Linked DNA regions of Homo sapiens: all the other regions are linked to region 3. The links are chromatin contacts, found by Hi-C or POLR2A ChIA-PET in ENCODE. All regions are on one chromosome and are shown on one strand. Each heading gives the region's core, a stretch centred on a gene start or an enhancer-like site at or near the end of the contact. The rest is flanking DNA. Distances are from core to core; before and after follow the strand shown.

The links. A loop is a pair of places that touch in the nucleus more often than their neighbours do. ChIA-PET counts read pairs that join two places held with the same protein, here RNA polymerase II (POLR2A). Pooled maps may share reads with other maps.
Region 1: a map of GM12878 shows a loop between it and region 3 (7-fold over the local background). The contact joins two enhancer-like sites. A Hi-C loop is called at or near these places in 4 of 168 maps with a recorded cell type or tissue (CD4-positive, alpha-beta T cell, GM12878, adrenal gland and 1 more), 6 of 37 single-sample maps with no recorded cell type and 4 of 50 pooled maps. POLR2A ChIA-PET finds 5 or more read pairs at or near these places in 2 of 52 experiments (GM10248 and GM12878).
Region 2: a loop to region 3 is called in a map of GM12878, with 2.1 times the contacts of the local background. The contact joins two enhancer-like sites. A Hi-C loop is called at or near these places in 3 of 168 maps with a recorded cell type or tissue (GM12878, MCF 10A and endothelial cell of umbilical vein), 1 of 37 single-sample maps with no recorded cell type and 1 of 50 pooled maps. POLR2A ChIA-PET finds 5 or more read pairs at or near these places in 3 of 52 experiments (HepG2, MCF 10A and OCI-LY7).

Annotation. Positions count from the first base shown.
Region 1 is chr18:10,948,685-10,952,619 of GRCh38, forward strand. The region is part of intron 3 of PIEZO2 (piezo type mechanosensitive ion channel component 2); the gene reads right to left. Among named protein-coding and RNA genes, the nearest start is that of MIR6788, 190 kb to the left of the region's middle. RefSeq lists enhancers at 922-1,081, 3,314-3,463. Within about 2 kb of position 2,392, at least 3 of the 41 ENCODE cell types and tissues checked have a DNase peak (open chromatin) inside an H3K27ac peak, as active enhancers do; they include GM12878, where a contact is called at or near this core.
Region 2 is chr18:11,039,411-11,043,673 of GRCh38, forward strand. All of the region lies in intron 2 of PIEZO2 (piezo type mechanosensitive ion channel component 2), which reads right to left. Among named protein-coding and RNA genes, the nearest start is that of PIEZO2, 110 kb to the right of the region's middle. Within about 2 kb of position 1,606, at least 3 of the 41 ENCODE cell types and tissues checked have a DNase peak (open chromatin) inside an H3K27ac peak, as active enhancers do; they include GM12878, where a contact is called at or near this core.
Region 3 is chr18:11,003,968-11,007,904 of GRCh38, forward strand. The region is part of intron 2 of PIEZO2 (piezo type mechanosensitive ion channel component 2); the gene reads right to left. Among named protein-coding and RNA genes, the nearest start is that of PIEZO2, 140 kb to the right of the region's middle. RefSeq lists an enhancer at 1,488-1,977. Within about 2 kb of position 1,729, at least 7 of the 41 ENCODE cell types and tissues checked have a DNase peak (open chromatin) inside an H3K27ac peak, as active enhancers do; they include GM12878, where a contact is called at or near this core.

The DNA.
Region 1 (3,935 bases), core at 1,142-3,641, 55 kb before region 3:
ATACAAAACCACCGTTGATTCTTTTTCCAAACTGCCATATAATTTCATAATATTTTACAAAGATATGATCCTCTCTGTCAACTCACACTTATGATGGAGAATTTGACCTTAGATTGATTTTATAATGTGTGTATGTTACAGAAATACAAATACACAAATACATTAAATGGTGTGTTTTGTATAGATACATACAGATGCATACCTTCACTTTCATAACAATATATGTGAGGGTGTTACGGCCTGTTTATAACAGCCAGCCTTTTGTAAACAGGTTGCTTTTATGAAAGCATGTTTTCTCTGCTCCTGAATAATAGATGAAATGTGTCCATCTCAATGCAAAATTAGAAAGTCCTTAAAAGAAGGCTGAATATTAGAACCCTGAGTATTCATCATACAGAAATGGTCATTTGTTGGTTAGTAGAAATTGTAGTTATATCTATTCTGAGATAAAATTTCCGAGGAAGTAATTGTATACATTTTGAATTTTTTAATTGGCTTATGACTGAGAAGTAGGAAACATTTTTTTCTCATTTCCTGCCAGTTTGTAGCAGTCTAAATCAATACTAATGCAGGATATGAGTGATGAGTCTATGTACATTTGCCCTTCACATAATCAATGCAATACACCCTACAAAAACAAGAACAATCAAACAAATTATATTAAAGCAACCTGAACATGCTCAAATAATGCTTTTAAAAAAGAGGTTGGGCTAAAGATCGCACTTGTTCTCAACATTCTTCGTAGGCATCCTCCAAGGGCTTTGTTCTCTAGCCCAGGGGTGACAGGAGAGCTCCAAGAACCTGGATTCCCACTCTGTCTACAAGCACAAAGTGAGGTCAGGGTAAAAGTCAGCCATTCTGGCTCCCGGGTCCCATGCAGCAGCCCTGCACCACATTTTTCTATTCCATCTGGATAAACAATCTCAGAAGTGCATTGAATTGGTTGTGACACCAGCCACAATTGGTTGGAAAATTATTGCATTCATACAAGGCCAGCTTATGCAGAGTATCTAAGGGAAATGCAGAGAGAAGGTGTTTTCTTTCCAGACCCTCTAAGAAGTCATTATCAGATACTTCAAAACAGGAGGGAAAATCATTCAGGAGACTGACACACAGTTGTGGTCAAAGTGATGCCTCTCCTATTTCTCAACTTACATCCTCCACAATGACTGTCACTGATAACAAGACCGATAAGCAGAAGGCAGCCTCCTCTGGCTCAGAAGGCCTTCTAATAGTGTCCTTGAAAGACAGCAATACATTTCAAATACTTCACCAAAAAACACTGGGTGAATAAGATTGAGGCAGTAATGATGGTTTGTTTTAAATCTTATGAAAACAAAGAAAAACAATATTACTTTTAAAAAATGAATGAACCAGGTGTTGAACTCGATTTACATTTGGTAAGAGTTTCTAAAAATGTTGGCAGTACCCTATATATTTTAATGAGGGTTAATATTGAAAATAAATTATGAATTATAGTTTAACTCCAGCCAAGGGGTTAGCATAGATAAGCCCACTTTTTTCATTTGCAAATTAGTATGCTCTATGTAACGAGACGGGGGAAAGTCAATAGATAATCACCAGTCGTCACATCACTTAAAAACTTGAGTGTCTGCTGTGTGCCAGGCACGAGGCTTAAAGCTGAAGGTAAGAAAGAAATAAGCCTCTCTGAAATAGTTCACAATCTAGTGGAAGAGGGAGACTCAAAAACACAACAAAACACATGCTTGAAGGACAGAATGGAAGACAAGGACTGAACAAAATCTACACTCGCAAAAACTAAGGCATGATACTTTGTCATTTCACTGTGATATCTGATCACCGGGTGAATATTACTTGTGTCTTTGGTTATTTCTTCCAACTAGGGAACGAGAAAAGTAAGTTATTGTATATGTGGCTTTATCTATTTCCAGTATTCTGATAACACCCAACTTTGTGTCTCTAAGATTTCTTTTCTAAACCATAGATCCATTTACACACACATTGATCTCAGGATTTCAAACACAAACCTGTCAAACATTTTCCCTTCCCCTTCCTCCTCTTCCCTCTTCTGTACCAAATCCGAGCTTCCTCGTACCGGCCTTACACTGTTTAAACGGTATCTTCATCCACTGAGTTAGCTTCTGTCTCCCATTCCTCAACATGGAATTAGACAATAAGCCTCGCTGATTTTACTCCCAAAATATTTCTTGAAGCAGTCTCCTTTTCTAAAATCGCTCTGCAATTGCCTTAGTTTGGATTCTCATTGTTTTTCACCCAACAGTCTGTGAAAGTCGATCATACAAATTGGGTCATTCTTGTTATACCCAACTGAAACAGCTGAGAAGCTGGGGGAAAAAAACACTCAGGGCACACAACATTGCTCCAAAAATGTAATTCTCTGCAAGTCCAGGTGCTGAAACTACCTGCTGTAACCCGAAACTGGTTTTATCTAATATTTGCTGCAACCACCTGCTGCAATTCTATGACTAATTTTACCCACTGCTGTCAGTAACCAATCAGAGCTTTCCAGCTTTCCAAAACTTTACTAATACCAAAGAACTTTCTCACAAGACAATACATAACATTTCCCTTCTTTATAAAACCTTCTCTTTGTTTCTCAGACATACCAAAGACCATCTGGTCTGTGACTCTTCCCCGAATTGCAATTCTTGTATCCCAAATGAAATCTGACGATTAAGTTGAGGGATTCATCTCTACATATTTTATTTAACTTTGACAAGTCTCTGACCTGTCTTTCTGCCTCCAATGCCCAAATCCCTTCTCACACACATGCATATCCACACCCCAACACGTATGTGCACAAAAATTCACACCGTTGCCAGATAATGTTTCTAAAACGTCATCTGCTGTGTTGCCACCACTACTTAAAACCCTCAGTGGCTCCCTTCCACCTATAGGTTAAATTCTAAACTCCTATAAATGATATCTAAGACTTTCCAAGTTCTTGGATTACTTTCCAAGGTCCACCCCTGGAGGAGAACTTTAATCATTCTTTTGGGAACCACTTCTTTTTATCTCATATTTATCTCTGTACCAGCTTCATCATATGTTATTACAGGACTTGTTGATAAGTCTACCTGTCACCCTTGATTCTGAATTCCCCAAGGGCAGTGGACTGTAGCTTACTTATCTATCATTCCCTGGAGCTAGAACACTTTGGGGACAAGAGTGTGCCAAAATATTCAAGTAATATTTGCCAAATTAATGAATGATTATGAGATATGAAACAGGAAAATGCTATGAAGAATTTATCACTGCCAAATATTATACATAATTATAACTGTACTTTGTCAAGTATAGGGCTTCTTATATTGTGAAACTGTCTCTGAAACATTATCTGATTTGGCCTCCACAATAGCTCTTGGGGAAAGTCATCATGATCTTGAGAACCTGTGGCTGCTTAGTGGTACAGCAAAACCAGAATCTACTGCTCTGATCTCTCTACTCTTCAGTAGAGCCCCCAAAACAAACAGTGAAACAGTGAGAGGAAAATTCCAATGTGTTACCACTGTGGTCGCTGGCTCTTTTTAAATCATTTTTTTTCTTATTAGATTATAAGTTACACAGAGTAAAATTTTTGCATGTATAATTTCTCAATTTCTTACAAATCCATACAGTCATTTAACTACCACTACTGTCAAAATGTAAAGTTCCATCAGCCCACCAAATTCTCCATGGTCATTGTAGTCAGCCACTCCCCTGATCCTCCACCCCATGGTGAGCAATGATGCACTTTCTACCCTTACAGTTTCACTAATTATTGTAAATATAATCATATAGTATGTAGCATTCTGATACTGTCTGAATTCACTTAACATAATGCTGAATTGAGATGCTCTTGCATGTACCCATAGTTTGTTGCTTTCTATTGTTGACCTGTGTAGTCCATCCAGGGACCAAGTTTGCTGAAAGACATTGAAGTTGCTTCCAGT
Region 2 (4,263 bases), core at 356-2,855, 35 kb after region 3:
TCTTAAACTAGCCTGCTTTGGCGAATGTTTTTATTATGCTCCATTTTCTGGTTTTACGTCACAGAACAGTGGTGCTCTCCTGTCAAACATTCAAGCAAATATCCTGAATACTCCTTTCTCACTCTCCTCTAACTGACATATATATAACTATATGTGTCATATAACTAACATATATATATGATCCACATGTAATAGATCCAACTTAAGAAGTGAGGTTATATAGGTCAATGGGATGACATATATTATCCTATATCTTTATTGGTTGATTGGATGATTATATATGTCATCCTATTAACCTATATAACTTCACTTCTTAAGTTGAATCTATTTTAAATAGGCACACACACACACACACACACACACACAAAATTTCTTCCCCTTTTCATCACCACTCTCAGAATTAAAAACTAGCAAAATAAGCTAAAATACTTGATATTTTAAGATCCCTTCAAGGATTTAGCTTCCTGATGCATTCTTACGAAAAGGAAATACAACTGCATTAACCTCTCCAACCCTCCCCACCCCGTATAGACACACAGACTCTGCTTTTTAAATGAGAGCTATACAAGTTGGAACAGCCTTGGATAAACTGTAGTCCAGAAAGTCAAATATACACCTCTACAGATGACATGAACCTGCTTTAACTTTTCAGGAAAAGCCTCAAAAATCATAGAGTTCTTGTTGGCTAAATACCATCTGAAAAAAAAAAAAGGCTTCATATCAGCTATGTCAAACCAAAATCAGAATTTTCAGTAGTTGCTCTTCAACAAGTCCAGAAGAAGTCCATTCTCTTCCCTTTTAGAACAATACATTTTAGCTATTTCTTCTATTATTATTATTGACACCTTACGCTTACTCCTTTAGCACTGTTTCTAAATATAACCTCAGAATTAAATTTTGAACTCCTTGAGTTTAGAGACATTATTTTATTTATTTTTCTTTATATCTTAAGTCCTAACTAAGAAAATATCCAATAAAGGTTGAGGAGGTAATGACTAAATTGATCAGAACATAATCAGGGTTTTAACTGTCATCTTCACTATTGATAAGTAAAGCAATTCTGTGGTATAATTAAATTAGCTACATAAGGGGATGTTTTGTTGCTGTTTTTGAACAATAGCACAGAAGTACTTGGCTGGGAATGTGAATGTTACGTAATTTTCAGGATTGTATCATTCATATAGAAAATACATATTCTAATATGATCTATGTACCTGCATATTAGGTGCATTTGTACCCAGAGTAGAGACGTCTCTTTCTGAAATCATTCCTCCTATCTTTTGGTCCTCGTCCCCATAATTATCCTCAATGTGGGCGAAAAAAGTGTATTTTGGTTTCACATTAAGTCAGTTCTTAGTGCCACTTTTCTTCCCAATAAATTTGATTTTCATGAAGTTGGATTCCATTAGTCTCCTTTCTGAAAAACATTCTTACTTTTTCACAATTCAAACCTCAAATAACACTTAAAATAAAAGATCAGTTAAAATTATTTTAATTTTTCTAGAAAAATTAGGAATGAGGCCAATTAAATGGGGTGAGTGGGAATGGTCCGAAAGTCCTTGAAATGCCACATTGAACTGTTTTCTACAAAACAGCTCCCTCTGGTGGAAGCAGAACCCTTTCTCTGGGTGAGACCAGGCACACAACCTGGAAAGTTAGGGCATCCTCTGAAAACGGACAGTCCAAGGCAGGTGGGAGAAAAGACGAATTCTAAAACCCGAACTATGAAATGGTTTGTCTTCAAATTAAACTGTTCTCATCACTGCCCAAAAGTTTTTGGAATAATCTGCCAGGGAACCCTAAACAGTCATGTATTAATATCTGCAAAATATGCAAAATTCAAAGTTCAGAGAAGCTGCCCTCCAGCTGCTAAGTAGATGGGACTACATAATTCACAAGTTCCCAAATTTAATCAAGAGCCCTAAGGATAAAGAGAAAGAGAAATTAAACACCGAGCTCAGAAGCTGTGAAAGTCTGTGCAGATTGGAGGAAAGAGTGGCCTTGGAAGTTCAGCCTCGAGTTCATGAATAGACAAAGGCATGATTTCAAAGCAAAAACAGCCCTATAGAATCCATCCTGTACTCCACACAGTCACTTTCATTGTTTGTAAAGGTCAGTGGGTTTTTATACTAAATAGCTGGAACTGAAGGACATCATGATGTTACTCATTGTTTATTTTACCATATTATCTCTCCACATCTGTGGTCTTTTGTGTTTACACTACATTTTTTCATCATTTTTCTACGATGTCAATTTGTATGGTTCTTCTTAATGTAAAAAAAATACAAACTATTGCTGCTTAACGACAACTTATAAAAATGTAAATGAATGTAAATGCTATACAAATTTGGAAAATTGAGTAAAACCCAACAAGGAACCTACTTACTACCTCTTTATTGAAATCTCCAGCAGAGTAACATCCATTCATTCAGTATCTATATTACCACTTAGGGCAAAATGCAGTGGCATTGAAAACTATCTCTAGGACTGAGCAGAAAGAGTGACAGTGACTCTTCTCCATGACTGCCATGCCCCAGGTATCTCTGTCTAGATGACCATCTTCTCTGAGCTCCTGGTTGGCTAGCGTCTTCTATCCATCATTTCTATTTCAGATTACTTGCTGAAGGCCAAATCATCTCTCTGGTAAAAATGCTGCCTCTCAGCAGTGTTCTGGGGAGAGACAATATGGAGTACCTTCTAGTCATCTCCTCTAAGGATGATCAAATATACTTTCATTGAGGTCACACAAGGAAAAGCCTGCCTCTGCCAATGAAAAACACTAAGAAATCCGCCTGTAAAGATGACTTCTCAGAGGACAGACCCTGGATCTGAGATCTAGCCCTCGTCCCCACAGTCTCAGGAGGAGGGCTGCTATGAGGAGCCAGGAGCAGCTGTCACAGCTCAGTCACACAGGGTCAGATCCCACCCCACCCACGCAGGCCTGCAGGCTGGGGATGGCCATGTGCACTTCATACACACAGTCCTCTCTGACCCTTGTGTGGCCACATTTTAGATAGCTAGTGTGGGAAGAGGAAGTTTGACTACTTCATCAATCAAAACAGTGAATGAATAAACATCACCAGTGACCAGTGTCGGTTTCTTGTCTGCAAAACAATGATGCCCTGAGATAATGCTGTCTGAGCTAGACTCGCTGTGGTGGGAGGCAGGGTGGAAAGCTGAGGTTAGAGAACAGGGTGACCTGTCCACAGATGTGGACTCTTTCCATCCTACATGCTACTGCATCTCAGTGCCTGAGAGGAGGCTACCCATTAGAAAGGCAATCGTCATTGTCACCAGATGGGCATGCTTGGTCTCAGATTTGCTCAGATGTCATACACCTTTGGGGGGCAGGAAAAGAAATGCCAGAAATAAAATCCATAGCACATTAAGTAGATTGTAAAATGTCAGTATGTAACTCAAGCTAATAAAATAATTCAGGGATGCTAATCAACCTTCCAAGTTGAATTAAATTTATGGTTAAATGAGATACAGAAAATACTTCTTCAAAGAAGAATCTGAGGATAATTATTGGTTTTATCAGTAATTTGGTTCTAAAGACAAAAATATATTATCCAAAAAAATTGTTTGGCCATAGAAAGGAGGGGTACTCCAGATACAAGTCTAATTGGCTAACCATAATCCCAGCCTGATCAAATTTCTAGTATGTTTTGTTGTTAACGTATGATGTCTGTATAAATGAACACTTGGTAGAGTAGATCAACTTTTGCATTAAATTGAAGACTGGAGTCTACAAATGCTTATCTTATGGAGCCCAAACTGAGCCAAGCAAATGGTGATTTGAAAAAAGAGGAAATATCTCCTCCCTTTAAACGCACACACACACACACACACACACACACACTCACAGAACATATATGTATGATTATTAGGGTTACCAGATTAGACAATAAAATACAGCACATACATTTAAATTTCAACTTCAAATACAAATGAATAATTCAATATTTTGGTATAAATGTCCCACGTATTAGTATGCTAAAAATTACTTGTTGTATGTCTGAAATTCAAACAATTTATCTGGCAATCATAACTACAACACAAACACATGTAATAACAGGTGTGTGTAGACTGTAGTAATTTTTATGTTAATTTTGGAGATTTTTTCTCTGTAGGAGAGAGAGAGGTTGAGAGAGCAAGAGAGAGACAACAAATCTATCAGTATAACAAGAACTGAGAGTAAGAAAAGAATCATGAAATCTACTGGAAAAAAGTATCCATATTATCCCTAAACACATATACTTC
Region 3 (3,937 bases), core at 479-2,978:
GTTATGCCTTCCACAACTCTGACCCTAAACAAATGATGGTTTCCATGTTTTTCTGCAAAGGCCTGAGAAGGGGTAGGGAGTAAGTGTGGGCCTGCCTGCAGAAACTCCCTGACTGCAGACATTTTCTTTCTGCAGGAATTTCCTGTCCCATGCCCTGTTCGTTCCCAGGGATCTATGAGAAGCACATGGGTTAGAGGTGTGAGTAGTGACACCCCTGAGGACTGTGAGGGGGTCCAGGTGTACCATTCCTGAGTCCCCCTGGATGGAAATACTGCAGACTTCAGAGAGGAACAGAAGAGAGAGGAATTAATGTAGATATTTACCAGACACAACTTCCAAATTTCCAGATTGGGGGCTTGGCCCTACTCCATCTCTGATTCTGGGATTTCACACGTTTCTCAGACTGAATTGCTGCCCCCACAGCCCCCGCCCCATATTTCTTTCAAAGGACTACATATCAACCCATCTATCTCAGGGAGTAGCCATGTGGGAAGAAAAGGTATGAGTAATTTGTTTGATGATTCAGAACATGAAAAGTATGGTTTAATGTTCACACAGTTGCTCTCCACCCAGTTGCCTTAGGGAGTTAGTTTAGAACGGATAAGGAAGGGAGAAAACGCAAAATAAACCAATAATATACAAGAAATGGCTGCTTTGTTGATGAAGCTGTCAAAATCAGAAGGGAGATTCTTTTGTGAAGAAATGTTGAGGCCAATGGATCTCCTTGCTGAGAACTTCAGTGCTCTTGATAATCTATTGTTCAAAGGAGGAAAAAAGCATCCTACAAAAATGTGTAATTTCCTAAAGTGAATTGTCATGACATTCAACAAAATGCAGTTTTGTCAGAGAAGTCATTTCCATATGTTTCAGATAATTGATTTGTGCGTTTCCTACTGTGACCAGACTGTAAGCTTCTTGAGAGCAGGAGACAAGTGCCATGCCCCTCTGGACACTCCTGAGTGTCTAGCATGGGGCTTTGCACATAAGATGTGCCATTAAATATTGACTGAGAGGCTATCATAATAAATGCAAATCACAATAATGAAAAAAGGTGATCCCTATGTGATGATTTCAATATATGTTGGCAAGAACATTCCACTTCAAGCCAACAAGAAGTCCTCAGACTTCTTGTTATTTTATTCAGCCAGTGTGCCAAATTCTGTCCCAAGGGACCTACAAATGGTAATGAATGGGGGAAAAACAATTAGGCTATTGAGTCCATTCCCCTTCACATCAGGCTTCTTCCCTGTGGAGCATTCTTCCAGCAATTACCTAGAGATGTCTCCTGTACAGAGTTATCCTGCAATTCCTTTAGGAAAATAATAAATTTGACCCTGATACAAAGTTCCCACCATGCTACACTTCATTCTCTTGTGCCCAATATAACTTTGCGTTTGTCTTTTATTTTTTTCCTTTCACATATCTTTGGAAGAAATGTAGTTTAGCTTAACATGTATTGAGTATCAGGCATGAACAGTTACAGAAAGGACTTACTGCCTCTAGTTCACGCAGATTGAGGTTCAGAGCCTTGATCAAGGAGCGGTATCAGGGATGCTGGGGGCGTCATTACACACCTGAGAGGGTGCTCATAACAGACAGGTGTAGATTAGCGACTGCTAATGTGCTTCAGCCTGCTTCCCATCTTCCTCAAGCTCCTTCACTCATGCATTCCCAGTGGCGTGAGAGGCCCAGCTTAGCTGGCCGGGAGGAGGGACTTTTTGTGCTGTTATCTTCTTGTTTTTCCCACAAAGAACACACACCAGGTTACTATGACTAACTGCCTTGTGACCTGCTGTGTTTATTCTCCTTAACCCTGAACTGTGCTTTCATGCCCTGGAAGCCAGGCCAGGCAGCTGTCAGCCTGCATGGCCTTCTGTGTGTTGTTTGTATGTACACGCAAAGAGCAGTGACTCATCTACAAAGGGAGTCTCCAGTAAAAGGCTGAGATTATCCTCCACTTCTCGTTCCATCACATTTTAGGAAACAAACCTTCTTATGAATTTGTCTTCATTGCTATAATGATATTTTTTCATTTATCTATAAACTGGCAAGAAGACAATTCCATTTCTCTCGTTGGATCTTACATGCCTGTCTCTTTCCCTTGGCTCAGGTCTTGGAACAGATTTGGACCTCTCAGGAAGACCCCCGGTCATCCAAGCTAAAATGCGAACCATCTCCCCAACTGCTTTTTATCACAGTACCCTGTTTTGTACACTTCACCACTTCACTACTTGTAATTATCTTTTTTTAATTGCTTACTTTCTCAAATGTAAGTTTCACAGGTGCAAGGATTCTGTTTGTCTTGCTTTGTTACCACTGAATTCCCAATGCAAAGAAAAGGGCTTGGCAGGCAGCATACAATAAATATTGATTGAATAACTGAACGAATGAATGAAATATATCAGGTGAAGCTCATAAGTCATATGTTAATCAGCACAGCCTTGTGGCTTAAGATCTTAGGGAACACAATGTAAAATCTTTAGCTTTCATGGGGGCAAAAGGCTGAAGGAAGCAGAACATTAGTATATGGCAAAGAAGGGAACAAGCACTCTTTGCCTCCTCAGAGTTAAATTTATGGAGATCCAAACTTTACCTCGTATTGGTCTATTAGCTTTCCATTTACCCTCCCGCATCTGCTATGAAACACAGCAGCCAGCCCAAGGCTACAAATCCCTCCTTCCCATCATCTTCAAGTCTATTCAGTCCATTCTTTCCTTTCTTTCCTCCTCCCCTGCCTCCCTCCCTCATGCTCTTCCTCTTCCTTCCTTCTTTGGTATATGAATCTTCAGGTGCATCCCTTTCTGTCTTATCTATTATTTGACTATGAAGTATGTTCTTAGTAAAAAAATTATTCCCTAGTAGTCTAAAAAATGATCTTAAAGTATCCTTTTCATTATATTACCTATATATTTTTTATTTTTAATTATCATGGGTACATAATAGTTTGACATTTTTATCAAGCACGTGATATTTTGAAGCCAGCATACAATGTGTAATGATCAAATCAGGGTAACTGGGATATCTATCACATCAAACATTTATTAATTCTTTGAATTGGGAACATTTCAAAACTACTCCTCTATTTATTTTGAGGTATACAATAAATTATTGTTAACTATAGTCTCCTTATTTTGCTATCAAACACTAGATTTTATTCCTTCTATCTAACTGTATTTTTGTACCAGGGCTTCTATCATTTAGAAGATGAAAATGTGTGCTGAGATTTAAAAAGTATTCTCAAAAACAATGATGAATTGAATTCCCAGATTTAGTCATAACAGACTCACTTAAGGAAAGTTAATAAATATAGCTTTCATAAAGTAACATTTGTTAACGTAAATGCTTTAAGTCTCTTTTCTAGCATAAAATATAGGTTAAAGAAATCAAAATGCATAGATCTTCAGTGTACAATTCAATGAGTTTTAGCAAATGTATGCATATAGGGTTCCACCACGAGAATCAGGATCTGGAACATTTACATTACCCAGAAAGTTCCTCATATGCCTTTCACTCAGTCCTCAGCTCTTCCAGAGATTTAAGGATGTCAATAAGCCCTAAGTATCATAAGCACAAAGAAAAAAATCACTCGTAGATGCAGTATAGTCAAATTACTGAAAGTCTTAAGATGGAGAGAAAATTTTTAAAGAAGCCAGAGAAAAAGAATACATTAAGTAAGGGAGGACAATGAAAAGAATTGATGACTAAAATCATCGAAAACAATGGAAACCAGAAGATGTTGGAACGACAGGTAAGAATGCTGAACTGAGGGGGGTGGCAAAAAATTTCAACCAAAACTTCTGTATCTAGCAAAACTATCCTTTGAAAATGAAGGCAAATGTAAATATACTTTCAGACAAACAAAATCCAGAAGGATTTACAGCCAAAAGGAATGCTAAAAGTTCTTCAGGAAGGAAAACCACACTAAATAGTAACCCTG